Regions from separate parts of the Homo sapiens genome. Here region 2 is linked to region 1. A link is an interaction called in ENCODE POLR2A ChIA-PET data of the cell type or tissue named here. Cell type or tissue: GM12878. All regions are shown on one strand.

Evidence for each region. Peaks named below come from ENCODE experiments on the same cell type or tissue, not always from the same donor. Only the 100,000 strongest peaks of a DNase experiment are listed, where the experiment ranks them.
Region 2: POLR2A ChIA-PET joins it to region 1 with 13 read pairs; 2 of 35 experiments call an interaction of 5 or more read pairs at or near these places.

What each region holds. Positions count from the first base shown.
Region 1 is chr6:113,044,034-113,052,033 of GRCh38, reverse strand. It overlaps LOC107986636 (a long non-coding RNA gene), which reads right to left and starts at 3,362. Exons shown (of 3, transcript XR_001744308.2): 1 at 3,277-3,362; 2 at 1,521-1,660. In GM12878, no CTCF peak of the experiment used is centred here; no DNase peak of the experiment used is centred here; H3K27me3 peaks cover 163 bases.
Region 2 is chr6:112,986,789-112,994,788 of GRCh38, reverse strand. No RefSeq gene overlaps it. Among named protein-coding and RNA genes, the nearest start is that of LINC02518, 440 kb to the left of the region's middle. In GM12878, no CTCF peak of the experiment used is centred here; no DNase peak of the experiment used is centred here.

The DNA of each region.
Region 1 (8,000 bases):
AGTCAGAATCCACCAGCAAACTTATGTAAGTATATATAACTAGAGGCTTTTCAATGGGATAGACCAAATAAGGCAACTGTATAACTATAACCAATCAAATATTTTCTTTGCTTTATTTCTATGTTTCCTCTGGAAAAACCTACCCCTTGAATTCACCAGTCAAGCTTCAGAACCACTTCTGGTTTGGAGCTACCCAATTCACACATCGTTGTTTGGTTAAAATAAACTCTTTAAAAATTTCATTGTGCTTCAGTTTACCTTTTTAACACATAGAAATATAGATGTATACTTTATATACACATTTCAGAAGACAAAATTTCTTGGGAAAAAAAAGCCTGTTTTTCTGATTTTTAATGTTATGATTCTGATGTACCATAATCAATATGCTATGATTCTTTTTCTCGACTGTTCCAAGCCATAATATTCTGGAGAAAAACTTTCTGACTGCTGGTTTCCTTGAATTCTATAGAACGAATCAGTGTGTTCACTATGTGCAATATATATATACACACACACACACACACACACATATATATGTATTTTAAAAATAAAATCATCTGATACCCAGGAAAAAAGCACAATTGTTCCATTATTTCTCTTCTCAAACTGAAAGAGTGAGGAGAAACTAGAGTTGTTTATTTTAACATGGAAAGGGTAGACCGATGCTGTCACAGGTGCTATGGGATCTGTACCATATATGTGACCCTGATGTCCCGAGAAAGCTCCACCACATGCTTCCATCAACCCTCTCTTTGTCAGGGGTCTGCTCACTCTGGAAAGACACTCTGCGGACAGAGCTAACCTTTCCCAGCTGTGCCTTGATCTCTGACTCCTTTCATTCAGCACCTCGCCAGGAAGAGGCTCCAGGGTTTACAGCAGCTCCGGCCACAGGGGGCCTGGCTAATTAGATTTCTGCTCTCTGTTGATTTTCAAATGATACAGTTTAAAGTTCTGGTACAAAGTGACTGTTTCTCATACTAGTGCTGCATCTCAGAAGGAGAACCAGAATCTCTACTCTACTATAAAAGTTATAAAATGTGAGTTAATTAGTAATTAGAGATGAGACAAAGTAGGAGACACTATGTAATTTAAGATAGTAACCAGTTGATAGAAAGAAACATAGACTTATGTACCCTAGAACTTAAAGTATAATAAAAAATATATATATATGAGACGGAAAGTTGCCTCAAATCCTTCACAGATGTAGTCAGGGCGACTTCAAAACAAAAGTAGAAAATGCATACATCCAATGTGATATAGGCATATTTTAGCTGTAATCGAAGCCTGCCTTTCCTTTCCCTTTGGAAGCCCTGAGTCTTTGTAGGATTGGGTTAGGAGACAGGACACCTGCTTTTCATTTGAGAATTGACAGGTCATCAAACATTAGTGGTTTTTGCTTAGTTCTTCACATTCTTTTCTCTATTCCAATTTTATTTCCCTTCTGTGCTCTTCACTGTAAATTAATTCTTCAGCCAAACGTCCAAACTAGTTTTTACTTTAAGAACCATCTTTTTTCTTACCTTTCTGTCTTCATGTTTTTCTCTGTTGTTATTCTATTGTCCTTTCGTATCCCTCAGTTTTGGTGAGTCACTCACTGCCCCCCCAATTTCCTGCTGAGCAACCCCAACAAATGCAGTCCGTTTGCAGCACCTGCTCTTAACTACAAAGAAGAAAAATACAATTCAGAACAAACCTCATTATTTGTAAGCAGAGATGTAAGAGGAAAAGTATTCTATTGTTTTTATATTCTCGGGTACTCTGTATCTGACACAGAAGCAGCTTTTATATCCCTTAAACAAAGGGAGACTAACAGGAAATAGTTCTAACCAGGTATAGAATGACCAACTTCTGCCCACTGTGGTAGTTACACAGAGAGTACTCACATTGCTGAAAAATTATTTTCCCAGAGTTTTTTGATAATGAAATACATTTCATCCTTTCTATTGCAACCTCCACCATTAAATTCCAAAAACTTCATGAAAATGATTAGGCAGAGGGTAGGTAGATCCACTTTCTCTTGACATATCAAAGAAAAGTTCATTTTTTTTCTGTTTAATTTTTTTCCTTCTTTTCCTCTGCCTTCACATCACTGGATCTCAGAGAGGTTAAGTTACCTCAAGTACTTTTGGAAAAATGACAAATAGATAAACACATGGAAACGTGACAAATAAACACATGGAAAAGTGACAAATAAACAAACACATGGAAATAAAGTTAGCCATAGTGGTGGCAGGATGTTCTGATTAAAGAAATAGAAATTTGATTCTAGGACTCTTTACTCCTTCAATTTGAGCTTTCTTCCAACAATAATGAAATGACCTCCTTCTCTTTTTTAAATTAATGTTTTTAGCTCAATTATCTGTGACAAGGATCACTTCGCAGCTTGGGTGAATTGTGCCAGGATTGTTGGGCGAGGGGAATGGGCTTCCATGCCTGGCCAGCAGTGTTTTTGCAGCCTCTGGCACATCGGAGTACTCCCCAGGGCTGAGGGATGGACACTGTAACCATTCTGCAGGCTGTGGTATGAGGTGGGATACTCTTTACTAAAGATTCTTGGGGAAAAAAAAAATCAGTGGCAAGGCTCCTAAGAGGGACTTTCCCAGCTTTTCTTGGGATAAGCCTCTTGGTAGCCACTAAGTAGAGATGGGAGCATCTAACTTCCAGGGAACATTCCCTACTGGTTTGAGGCCTGCAGCCAAGTAAAGGGAAGATCAGAACAATCTGGTTCAGGCTCATTATTGAGAGGAGTTTCCAGAAATCTGTAGAGACACAAGGTACACTGTATTGGCATCAGCTACGTAATTATTTGTGCATAATTCATTCCACAGTTATTTATTGCATATTACCAAGGTAGTAGCTTTTAAGGTTTCCTTTCATCATGACCACAGAAAAGTGATAAGGTATATATTTTACATGGCAACATAATCACAGTTATGACTGAAACAAATTTTTACAAAACAATAACCTTATCTCTCATACTCATATTTTGCATTCTCTTCTATGTTATTAAAAATAAATAATGGTCAAACACAAACTTTTTCCATGACCCACTCACTAACGGGTTGTGTGATCTAGGTTGAAAAACACCCGGCTAAAAGGCAGACAGTGTATTAGATGCTGGGCTTATAAATATGAATTACAGATGATTCTAATTCTTAAGAAACTCAGAGTCAAACAGAGGGAAATGACTAATGCCACACAACTGGAAAACCGAATTCTATTTATTATGATAGAAAATAATCAAGTGCTATTGGAGAAAATTGTTTGGGTACTTACCTTGGGAGGGGCAGTAGGACAGTAGATGGAAAAAGGCTTTCTGAAGGAAGAGCCACCTGAACTGAGCGTTGAATAGTCAGTCAAGTGAATCATGAGGAGGAGGGTCATGGAGTTTCATAATCAAACAGCATGTGCAAAAGCACAAAGGGTGAGCAGCTTGATGTGCAAGGAGAGGTATGAGAGGAGGACATTTGGAGAAATGAAGCTGGTCCCAATGTCATCACAAGGGTCCTTAAAGGTAGAAGCTGGAAGCAGAGGTGGCCAGAGAGATGCAGGGTGAGGACACGATCTATTATTTCTGACTCTGAAATGGAGGAAGGGGGCCATGAGCAAATGTGAGTGGCTTCCAGAAAACCAAAAACATGAGGAAACAGCTTACGGAAGGATTGCAGCCCTGCTGACACCTTGATTTTAGCCCACTAAGACCTGTGGCAGATTTCTGCCCTACAAAGCTACGATATAAATTTGTGTTGTTTTAAGACACTAAGTTTGCAGTAATTTGCTGTGGAAACCATACAAAACTGTTAGAGTTGGCAAAGTTATTTTGTTGGGGTAGATTGCAGGAAAGGTGACAAGGCAAGTCTAATTCATCATGGCCTGCTCTCAGAGCCCTCTCTCAGGATGTTCTAGCTGCATTCCTTAATTAGCCTAACTCTTTCCTTATGTTCTACAGGCACTGACTCACTCAAATCAAATTTATTAAACAAATTTTACAGGTTTTATAACTTACTTCTGCATTAAAATTGCTTCTTTTCCCGTACTAATTTGTATACCTTTAAAAGTAGGCATTAAGATACCTCTCTCAATGTCAAGGTTTATCTATTCAAACTTATCATCATCATATTACAGTTGTGCATCAAATTATAGAAGAAATACTTTTGAAGATCACAAACTACATTGAAACATTCAGTTAAAAATAATGTCTACATCAGCTCATAAATTGAACTATTTAGTGGACAGATGCAAAAACTTGACAGTATATAAAATCAAACGGATTGTCACTAAAGTTCCTTTTGCACTTAATTATTTTATACAGTGATAACATTACAATTCAGTCTAATATTCCTTGAAAATAAAATGCAAATTTAAATTCACATGTTAAGTCCACCATATATCTCCTTATTCAAATTTAGTAGAAGCTAAATGTAGGAATTCAAATATATACATTAATTTAACTGTCATGTTAAAATTGTACAACTTGACAAACAGCAGTCACTTCTACATGCCTTATGGTAGTGTTACTTCATAAAAAATTCTGAGACATTTTTGTTTCCTCCAATAAAAGCATTATATGACAAGAAGTATAAACAAGCAAATGCTTTAACAATGACTTGTATTTTATTTTAGTGACTGATGAATTTTGAGCAAATAATCAGAACTTCAGTTTTTTCAGTTGTTTCAATATGTATGTAGATGAGTCATGCAATAATTTCCCTGAAAATTCTGGACCACCCTAACTGTCATGTCGCTTCCACATCAGCTACAGTCCCAAGGGAAAATCCATGAACTTAGCCATCACCAGGAAACACTCTACCTTGAAAACCACAAATGTAACTTTACACTCTGAGTATAATCTTCCATGCTTCAGTCTTACTCCAGCTTCCCTCACATATCTGCTTTTCAATCTAAAAGAGATCCTTATTCCCTGTTACTTTCTTTTATCCCAGCTTATTAATGCTTAATTCTGTGTGTGTGTGTGTGTGTGTGTGCGTCTGTCCTACCCACCAGTAAATCTCAACACTTCTTCAGCTTACTTAGACAGAGAGTTAAAAATGACTCAACCATATAGACCAGTCCTGCAAATTCTTATCTATAATCCTGGCGGTAACCTTTCTGTTATTCATGGTGGATTCACCTATGCCGCCATAACAAATAAATCCCCAAATCTCAGTAACCTAAAACAATAAGGCTTACTTTCTGCTCATGTTGTATTCTGGTAACACTTGATAACCCTCTTCCAACTTATAGCTATTCCACTCTGGAACACATGGCCTTTAAGAGTTTTATAGCCAGGAACAAGAGAGCATGGAGTAAGTGTACCCCTTTTAAACTGTCATATATTAAATATGACACATCACTTCAGTTTAGATAAACCTAGATACATGAATGCTCAGGCGATGTAGAGGACAAGGTAGATGATGTTTGCTGAACACTAACAGTGTCTGCCGCATGTGGTTGGCCCAACTCTATTTTCCTCAATGTGTATTTCCAATTTTCACCACTTTCCTTAAAGCCTTAAGTCAGCTTCTGTCCCTTGCCATTCTCTGTAAACTGACCCTTTGTTCTTCCATGAGAACCTTGAAGGTTTAGATTTAATCTCCCTCCACTTTACAATCCCATTCATCTCTTATCACTTCTATTCCACCTCATGCCTTATCTATCTTCACTTTTTCTCATCAAGACAATGCTCCCTAATTTCTTTATTGATTCTCTATCTTTAGACTACCTTTTCAGCTCATAGGCATGGATTTTATACCCTAAATATTTCTTTAATTTCCTATCTACTTCCTCTTCTCATCTGAACTTCTTGCAGTTCTGGATTCTTACACCCATGATACAAATGTAAACTAGCTTTTGCTCTCGTTAGTTTTTTGAAATTTCACTTGATGAAATTCAAATACAAGGGATATTTCCACCCTATCTTTCTTCACTTAACTACTGCATTTGACCCTGATAATTCATATCTAGTTTTGAAAACTTTATTTAACTTACATTAATAAAAGATATACTATTTTGAGCCGGTTACTATCTTTGCTCCTCACCTCCTTCTTCTTAATAGGTTTTTCTTCACCTGCCTTTTAAATGTTGATATTCCTGGAGGGTTCATCCTCAACAGCTGATCTTTTCGTTTTGTACTCTCTCTGGGAGAAATTGGCCCAATTTCATATTCTCTAAGACCAGCTGTAGGAAAATCACTCTAAAATCTATTTTCCTATTCAAGATCACTTAAATGACTTTAAGACCTTATATCCAATTCCTGTTTTACCATGCCAATCTGAAAGTGTACTTCCTCAACACTACCAGTCAATTCATGCTTTTTCTTAAAGGCTGTATTTCGGATGGTGACAACATATTTCATCCTGACACCAAAGGAAAAATCCTTGTCAATACCTTCTTCCATATCACCAGTGGAAGCCTCCACCTCCTCTATTACCTGCCCAACGACCCACCAATGACGATGGCCTGTCAGTATCACTTAGTGTATATTTCTTAGATCTATCTGAAACCATTCCTAGTCCTCCTCCATAGTTCAGATCACTTCCAGTTCTCAATTTACTTCAGCCATAGTCTCCTAAATAATCTTCCTCTTTCTAATCCTGCCTTCCTAAGCCTATTTTGCATATCCACAACCTCAGGTAATGTTACTTTGTTTCTTAAAATTCTTCAATGACTTCTGGCTACCTACAGTATAAATTTCAAACGCCTGAGTAGAAAATATACAAACCTATTTTATTTGGTCTTTGGCTGCCAGCTGAGCTTCTCCTCTTTCCTATGTTGTGTGTTGTATTCTTACAACATCGAGCTATTGGAAGAGCAGGAGCACACCATGCTGTTTCCTGTGTTTTTGTTCATGCTGCCCCTTTCCCTGGATGTACCTTCTCGCTTTCTCACTTGCCTACGTTCTCCTATCCTCCTTCCCAGTCTTCACATGAGTGGCACTAGTCTGCAAGGTTCTTTGCTCATGTGCCTCCTTAAAGACTTCTGATAAACCGTGTATTTCTTCAAACATTTTCACTTTGGTATCTTAAAATTTTTAATCATATGATTAAGAATTTATAAAACATGTAACTTTTACTGTTGTGTAAATATTGATATTACAGAGCAGCAACTACCAAACTAGCTGACTTCCTGATTTGGTCAGCCAAATCAGGCCTACCACATTTTTGGAAATAAAGTTTTATTGAAAGACAGCAATATTCAATAATTTGCATATTGTCTCTGGTCCCTTTTGTGCTATAGCAGCAGACTTTAGTAGTTACTACAGAGACTGTGTTGCCCACAAAATCTAAAATATTTGCTATCAAGTCCTTTACAGAAAACATTTGTGAAACCCTTTTTTAGAGTAAAACTTTTACTCCACTATTTAAAATGCATCCATTCAATACAATCCATACACCACAATGAGTCAAAGATACCATTATTTATTTTAAAAATCAATAAACAAGCTCTTTCATGGCCAGAAATTATACATAGCTATTTTTCTCCATGAGTTAAACTTCCATTTCATTTCATCACCTGTATTGGTCAAGGGTCTCCAGAGAAAGAAAACTAATAGAAAATATGCATATACAATGAGATTTATTATAAAGAATTGGCTCATGTGATTATGGAGGATAGTAAATTCAAAATCCACAGACCGGATGTCATATACAAGCTTGAACCCAAAGGTCAGCCAGCTGCTGTAGAGCCAAGAAGACCTATGTTGCAGTTTGAAGGTCTTCAGGCCCTCAGGTGAGACATTTCTCTCTTACTGGGGGTGAAGAGTAGGGTCAGCCTTTGGTTCTATGCAGGCCTTCAACTGATTAGATGAGACCAGCTCTGTTAAGGGGGAGCAATCTGCTTTATTTAGTCTATCAATTTAAATGTTAATCTCATCCAAAAACATCCCCATATAAACACTCAGGAAAATTTTTGACTAAATATCTATAGGGGAAACACATGGCCTAGTCAAGGTGATACATATAATTAGCAATCACACTACCTAATATTAATTTAATGTATTT
Region 2 (8,000 bases), 57 kb after region 1:
TTATTTTCTTAAGCTAAGAGTAGGGAGAAAATCTGTCTTCCAATTAAGCAAATTATTTTCTTTCTAGGCCTTTTTACTACAAGTTAACTAGGACAGTTAACTTGTAGTGAATATTCAGCAGAAAAGGCAACATTGAGTAGTTGGAAGAGCTTGGCTATAAGGCAACATACACAGATTTTCTGACAGTAACTACAGCATACATGCTTTGGATGAATTAATCCTTAAAATACTCTGCAGTTCTACATTTCTATGATTATGACAAAAATTTGTGATTTGGAGTTGCAAATAGAAAAGAGTTAACTGACTTCTTATTACGCTGTTAAGTGCAGTAATTTTTTTCCAAGTATATTCAATTGAAATGAAAATATTACATATAAACCAGAAGAGATAAAAATTAGGTACAATACATTTAAATCATGTTTAAGAAGAAACTAAATATTCATACTTTAAAAAATAATTTGAATATAATATATTAAAAGAGCTTGATTTTTAAATTTCTGCCTTTAGATATCAAGCACAGAAATGAATTATATTATTTTTCAGGTAAAATGAAAACCTTGGGTAAAACGTTAATGTGGCTTCACATTGTTAATTCCCTTTAATAGAAAACATCAAGGGCATGATATGTGCTGGACACTGTGCTAAGTGTTAATAATCTGAAGATAACACAAGGTACCATATTTTCCCTCTAAGAGGTGATATGCTAGGGGAGAAAAGGGTACTTCCATGGGAACACCTAAGAAGACACTGACCCCAGCCTGTGGGAAGTGACCCATGAGAATGGAGCCCTTTGTCTGATAGAAAAGGTGGGGAAAGCCGGTCCAGACAGGGGGAACAACATTTAAAAAACTACAGAGGCTTGAAAACATACTCCTCCCTTACGGAAATACAAATATTCATGAAACGTAAGATTTAAAGTAGGTAATAGTGGAAAATGAGCCAGAATAGGTAAGTAGGAGGTAAAGAAGCTTTGTTTACAGAGAACTTGGACTTTTATTTTATTGAAAATACTAAAAGGAATATAATGATAATAATATGAAATAGTTTTGCATCGCCTTTGGTGTGGCCATGAAAAGAACGTAGATGTTGAGACAATTCCTGACCAGCTATCTGGGGATTTACTGGAAAATTCCTTCACTTTCATGAACATCAGTTTTGTCTCCTTTTACTGATTTATTTTTTATCTGTTTGACTAGATGATCTTTAGGAATGCTTCCCATCCAAAAAATTTATGAATTCAGTCCTGTCAGGGCTTTACATAAAGTCAAAATCTCATACATTTATGACTTTAAAATTTTGCTTGAGGCCGACATGGAAAAGAATTTGTCTTTCTGATGTCAATGGCTATGAAAGATAATTGCATCAGAAAAAAAGTGGAGTGGTAGGAAAAATACAAGTTCTATCTCTTTTTCATATTTTATAATTGGCACAGTAATTATAAATATATATGTGATACAAGTGATGTTTCAGTACATATGATGTATAATAATCAGATCAAGGAAATTAGCAGATCCATCACCTGAAACATTTATCATTTCTTTAGACTGAGAATATTCAATATCTTCCATCTAGTTATTTGAAACTGTATAAGACATTATTTCTAATTATAGTCATCCTACAGTAATACCGAATATCTTGTGGTTCAGAATCAATGTGACACCTTTTGTCATTTTATAGACCTAGTTACTGTTTACATTGTCATTTAACTTGAGACAAGATTTTAAAGCACTTCCGGAAAGTTAAGGTTTACTAACATAGTAACAATATGAAAACCTACTGATCAAACAATACAGAACTCAACAGATGTTCAAAAGTTTTTGATACACCTAATGCTAGATGACGAGTTAGTGGGTGCAGCGCAGCGCACCAGCGTGGCACATGTATACATATGTAACTAACCTGCATATTGTGCACATGTACCCTAAAACTTAAAGTATAATAATAAAAAAAAACTAGTACTTAACACTTAATCAAATTCATAGTTGATGGTAAATATCAACAATCCAAACAAAGACTAACAAAAATTAAGTTAGGAGTTGTGCTTTTGAGAGAGGACTGCATGCCATTTAACCACTTAAATCAGTCGATAAAATTAAAACTAGCTTACAACTTTCCTTATTGTATTTTAAATTTGTAGTATTCAATATAAGCTTTCTAACCTTATTTTCTAATATAGTTGTCATCCTTTAAGAAGTCACAATTTAAAATGTTTAACGGATAATTTTTTTTCTAAATTACTAGAAGTTTAACTTCTATGAAACCTAGGGAAAAAGGGGTCCTTCTATCGGGACTATGAAATTTGTCAGTTTTGGAGTTAAAATAAAATTTTCAACATTCATGCATATATATTTCACAAATTTGAAATGGAAAAGTACATGCAAATTTTACTTTCCATCTAAATATTAGATTAAATACTATTTGGCTGGCATTTGGTCAGCATTTATAATATTGTTGATATTGGCTAATATCCCTTTTAGGTATTTTGTTGCTAATGTCAACAATTGTTAAATGAACATTGATTGTTGAATTGTTTTGCCTTAGATCTCAGACATTACAAGATTGAAACAATGACTCAAAATTGTTTTTTGAAGCATAAAATGGGAGAGAAAATAGTAATAGATGTTACAAATGATGACGTTGTCGTAATTATAAAGAGGGTAAGAAAAGATTCCCTTACTCAGCTTTTATTTATTGAGTTACCCTTTAAGAATCAGCTTTTTCAGTAACCTTACCTGAATCTATGTTCTAGGCTGAGAGCCTCTCATCTGTGCTATGTTAACATTCTGCACAAACATCAGTTGTTGCACTTATTTTCTCTGTGTGTGTGTGTGTATAACATGTTTACTGAGTTTCTTTTTTTTTTGAGACGGAGTCTCGCTCTGTTGCCCAGGCTGGAGTGCAGTGGGGAGATCTTGGCTCACTGCAAGCTCCGCCTCCCGAGTTCACGCCGTTCTCCTGCCTCAGCCTCTCGAGTAGCTGGGACTACAGGCGCTCACCACCAAGCCCGGCTAATTGTTTGTATTTTTGGTAGAGACGGGGTTTCACTGTGTTAGCCAGAATGGTTTCGATCTCCTGACCTCGTGATCTGCCCATCTCAGCCTCCCACAGTGCTGAGATTACAGGCGTGAGCCACGGCACCCGGCTGTCTACTGAGTTTCTTTAAGCAGGGATTATGCCCACTTATGTTAGCTGCCTAAGCACTGTCTAGAACAGTGGTCAGTTAAACTAAATTGTAGGAGGAATAAGATGTAAACTGGATCTTAGGATATCATAAAATGCATAATGCATTGCCTTCATAAAATTGTGGAAGTTGAAACCTGTGTCACAGAGAGGCAATGTCAAACAGGAAATTAGTATTTGGGGCATTCACAATAGACCACTATCTGGTATCCAAATTTTCAAGTACTCAAATTCCATTTTATTAGTGAACACCACATTAGTGAGTTTTCAGAAAATGTGTTTCTACTAACTAAGCTCTCATAAGGCTTATCAGAAATCCAAATGTATCACTTCACTCATCTTCAATGAAGGATATATATTTCTAATAACTAGCAATCAATCAGATGTGGTGTTTCTCTCCCTCAGACATCATGACATTCAATTTACATACCAGTGCAACTAGTCACCAAGAAATGCTATTACAAATTCCTCCTCATCCTTCAGGACCTTCAGGACCCTTTGGCTCTTAAATTCCTCTCCTTTAAGGTGTCTTCCCTGGTACCTAGTTAGAGTTACATCCCCTGGTTACATGCTTCTATAACACTCTCTATACTTCTCCTACTGAACTTATAACAACAATGACAAGCAGGTAATATTTTTCCCTAATGGGTAAAGCCTATGACTGCCTTGCCCACTTCCATAGCCCAAATCCTATGTCAGTCACATAAGTGAATAGAGAATTTATCGACCTGGAAACATTTGACTTTTTGCATTCTATTTTACTACTCTTTCAACTCAGTGTCATATCTAAACAGCCAATGGCCACCTGATAATAATATTTTGTTGTTATTTTAATCAACACATATTAAATGCCTTCTACATGTGGCATAATTCTGGGACCAGGAAAGTTTCTCTCTTCATGAAACTTACATTTCTGGAAAATGGACAGAGAAAACAAACGGAAAATGGACAGAGAAAACAAACAGAAAATATCAGATAGTAGTATGCTGTGAAGAGATTTAAAACAGGGTAATAATGTACTAGACAATTCCTAGCTGCTCAGTGAAGGCCTCTCTCAGGGTGGCATAAATAGTGGCTCACGCCTGTAATCCCAGCACTTTGGGAGGCCGAGGCGGGCAGATCATGAGACCAGGAGATCGAGACCATCCTGGCTAACACGATGAAACTCCGTCTCCACTAAAATACAAAAAATTAGCCAGGCGTGGGGGCAGGCGCCTGTAATCCCAGCTAATCGGGAGGCTGATGCAGAAGAATGGCGTGAGCCCAGGCGGTGGAGGTTGCAGTTAGCAGAGATTGCGCCACTGCACTCCAGCCTGGGTGACAGAGCGAAACTCTGTCTCAAAAAAAAAAAAAAAAAAAAAAAAAAAAGGAGACGTGAGTGATATGGAATAACCACCTCTGCAAGGATCCAAGGGAAAGTTTTCTAGGTCAAGGAATAGTCGGTTCAAAAGCCCTGAAATGGGATTCAACTTGTACAATATTTAAAGAACAATCACAATATAAAAAGTCAGTGACACTGGGAGGAAATTGACAAGAAGAAAGTAGTGCAAGATGACACTAGAGTATTAGGTAGAGACTAAATGCTAGAGGGTTGGGTTGTGCGGGCCAAAGCAAAATTATGGGTTTAATTTTAATTGAGATAGAAATACCTGAAGGGTTTTAGATAGGGAGGAAACAAGATCTGATTTATGTCTTAAATCAAATTCCTCTTCTCTTTGGAGAATAGAATATAGAAGATCAAGAATGGAAAGAAAAATCAGGAGATTATTGCAGGAGTCTAGATTGAAGATGTTAGGATTAAGCTAGTGAGAGGGAAAAAGGAGAAGTGGAAGACATATTCAAGGTGTGGTTTTTAAGTAGAAGTAGATTAGGTGTAGTACTGAAGAGACCAAGAATAATCATGGGGAACACTTGAATTTTTAGTGTCCAAGAAATGCTATTACAGATTCCTACTCATCCTTCAGGACCTTCGGGACCCTTTGGCTCTTAAATTCCTCTTCTCTAAGATGTCTTCCCTGATACCTTGTTAGAGTTACATCTCCTCGTTACATGCTTCTATAACACCCTCTATATTTCTCCTATTGAACTTATAACAACAATGATGGTTTACCAAAATGGAGAAGACTTGAGGAGGAGCAGGTTGGGGGTAAAATGCAAGAGTTACCCTTATGGAGTTTGAAAAGTATATATATATACGTACATATCAAGAAAGATTTTGTATACAAAAGTAAGAACTTTCTCAGAAAAAGCAGAGCTGGAGATGTAGATTTGGGAGTTATTAACATGTGGATGCTATTAAAGACATAAGCCTGAATTTAGGTCATTTAGGGGCTACAGATGGAGAAGAATGGGTTATACAGGACCTAGACCTTACCAGCATCTAAATTAGTCCAGCCACTGTAAAAGCAGTCCAGAGATTTCTCAAAGAACTTCAAATAGAGCTATAGCTTGACCCAGTAATCCCTTTACTGGGTATATACCCAAAATAAAATAAATCATTCTACCAAAAGACACATGCACTCACATGTTCATCATTGTATTATTCAAAATAGCAAACACATGGAATCAACCTAGATGCCCATTAACAGTGGGTTGGATAAAGAAAATGTGGTATATTTATATCACGGAATACTATGCAGCCATAAAAAAGAAACATGTCATTTTCAGCAACATGGATGGAGCTGGAGGCCATAATCCTAAGCAAACTAATGCAGGAACTGAAAAACAAATACCACATGTTCTCATTAATAACTGGGAGCTACACATTGAGGACATATGGACACAAAGAAGAGAAAAACTGACACCAGGGCCTACTTATGTAGGTACTATCAGGTACTATGCTATGACCTGGGCAATGAAATAATCTGTATATCAAACTCCAGTGACATAAAACTTACCTATATAACAAATCTCCACATGTACCCCTGAATGTAAAATAAAAGTTTTAAAAAGCATATTATAAATTATATATATTCTATTTAAACATTAAGAAAATAGTAAATAAATAAATATGTAAAATTTCAAAATTAAAGTCAAACTACAAAATAATATATTAATTGATTTTAATTATTTCAATGATCACATATTCTAAACTTTTCAAAGGATATCACAGTCTTTCTTTTCGTTATTGTTTGAAAACCAAATACTGCATGTTCTCATTTATAACTGGTTGCTAAATGTTAAGCACACATGGACATAAGTGTAAGAATAGACACTGTGGACTACTAGAGGGTAGGGGGAAACTGGGTTAAAAAGCTACTTACCATGTACTAAGCTCACCAATTGGGTGATGGGATACATATTCCAAACTTCAGCATCATGCAATATTCCCATGTAACAAACCTGCACATGTACCCGCTATATCTAAAATAAAAGTTGAAAAAAAAAAAAAAAAGACAGACCTGAGCCATTCTAAAAATTAGAGGCACACCAGGGAAAAAATGAGCCAGCAAAGGAGGCTGAATGATCTACTAGAGAGGTAAAGAAAAACAAACAAATCCCAGGAGAATGTATCACAGAAAGGAAGAAAGGGTTTCAAGGAGGAAACCTGACCTCTGAATTATTTGCTGATGCCATACGCCCTCTTTTCAAAATTCATTCTTCCTTGGCTTCCATGATTCTGTTTTGCCTTGGCTCTCCTGTACACTCCCTGGTCATTTAAGCATCTCCCTTATTAGTGAGTCTACTTTTTCCTGTGTTTTGAATGTTAATGCAATCTGAGATTTTGCCTTGAGACATTTTTCTTCTCACTTCTTATTGTTATTCTGAGAAATTTCATCTTCTTTCATGACTTAAAGTATTGCTTTATGTGAATGATCTCTAGATATCATTCTAGCCCAGAGTCAGAGGATATTAAATAATACATTAGTGAGGTCAGGAAATTGAATTCTAGGCCTGTCTCTATTGGCTACTTGCTGTGTGTTTTAGGGAAAGTAACATAAGCCTTCTAGGCCTCAGTGCGTTTTATACACTTCCATGAGGAGGTGATGAGATAAACAATTGCCTTCAGCTTTCCAGCTCCATTCAGGTCTTTTGAAAGGCAAAATAGGAGAAAAGAAATATATGTCAGTGTAATAATGTAATTGTTTTTTTCTCTTTCCATGTATTCTCCCTCTTGCAATCTATTTCAGTGTATGACTATCTCTTTTCTACTTACTTGACATATTTCCTGATTAACATACTTTTTTGGAAAAAATCTGTATTTTCATGAGACATACAACTAAGGTGTACTTGATGAGTTTAATGACATAAGAAGATTTGGTGATGAAACTCTGCTAAACCATTTTGTACTTGGACAGGAACTATTGACATAGTACAATTCACTGGAAATGTAAAAAATCCTTGTTGATGGACTGAAATTAAATTGTATGTAACAAAAATAATTTATAATTTTTAAAAACTGCTCATCACCTAAAGAAAATGGGACTATGAGAAATGAGAGGCAAAAACACCATTTTGAATGAAGACAGAGATAATCATGTAAAGGAAAATAATCTAATAATAACTTTTCTGTCTTTAGTGATGTAAATTTTCTAGTCAGGAAAGTTACATTTGTTTCTTTTTACTAAGGGAAAGGCCTAATATGTTATCCCAGAAGAAAGTTTTCTTTTCAAAATGACACAGTATAAGTCCTATATGTTAAGGGTTCTGTTACAAATATTGAAAGGACTTTCAGATTTCAAAAACTACAGGCATGCATCTTATTACTATAAGTCAAAGCTAAAGTGCAAGACCAACAATCAAGAGTGGACATAGCATGACAATATCTAATTATTTCCACCTCCGATCCGTGTTTCTCAAATTAACTTACTCTTAATGTC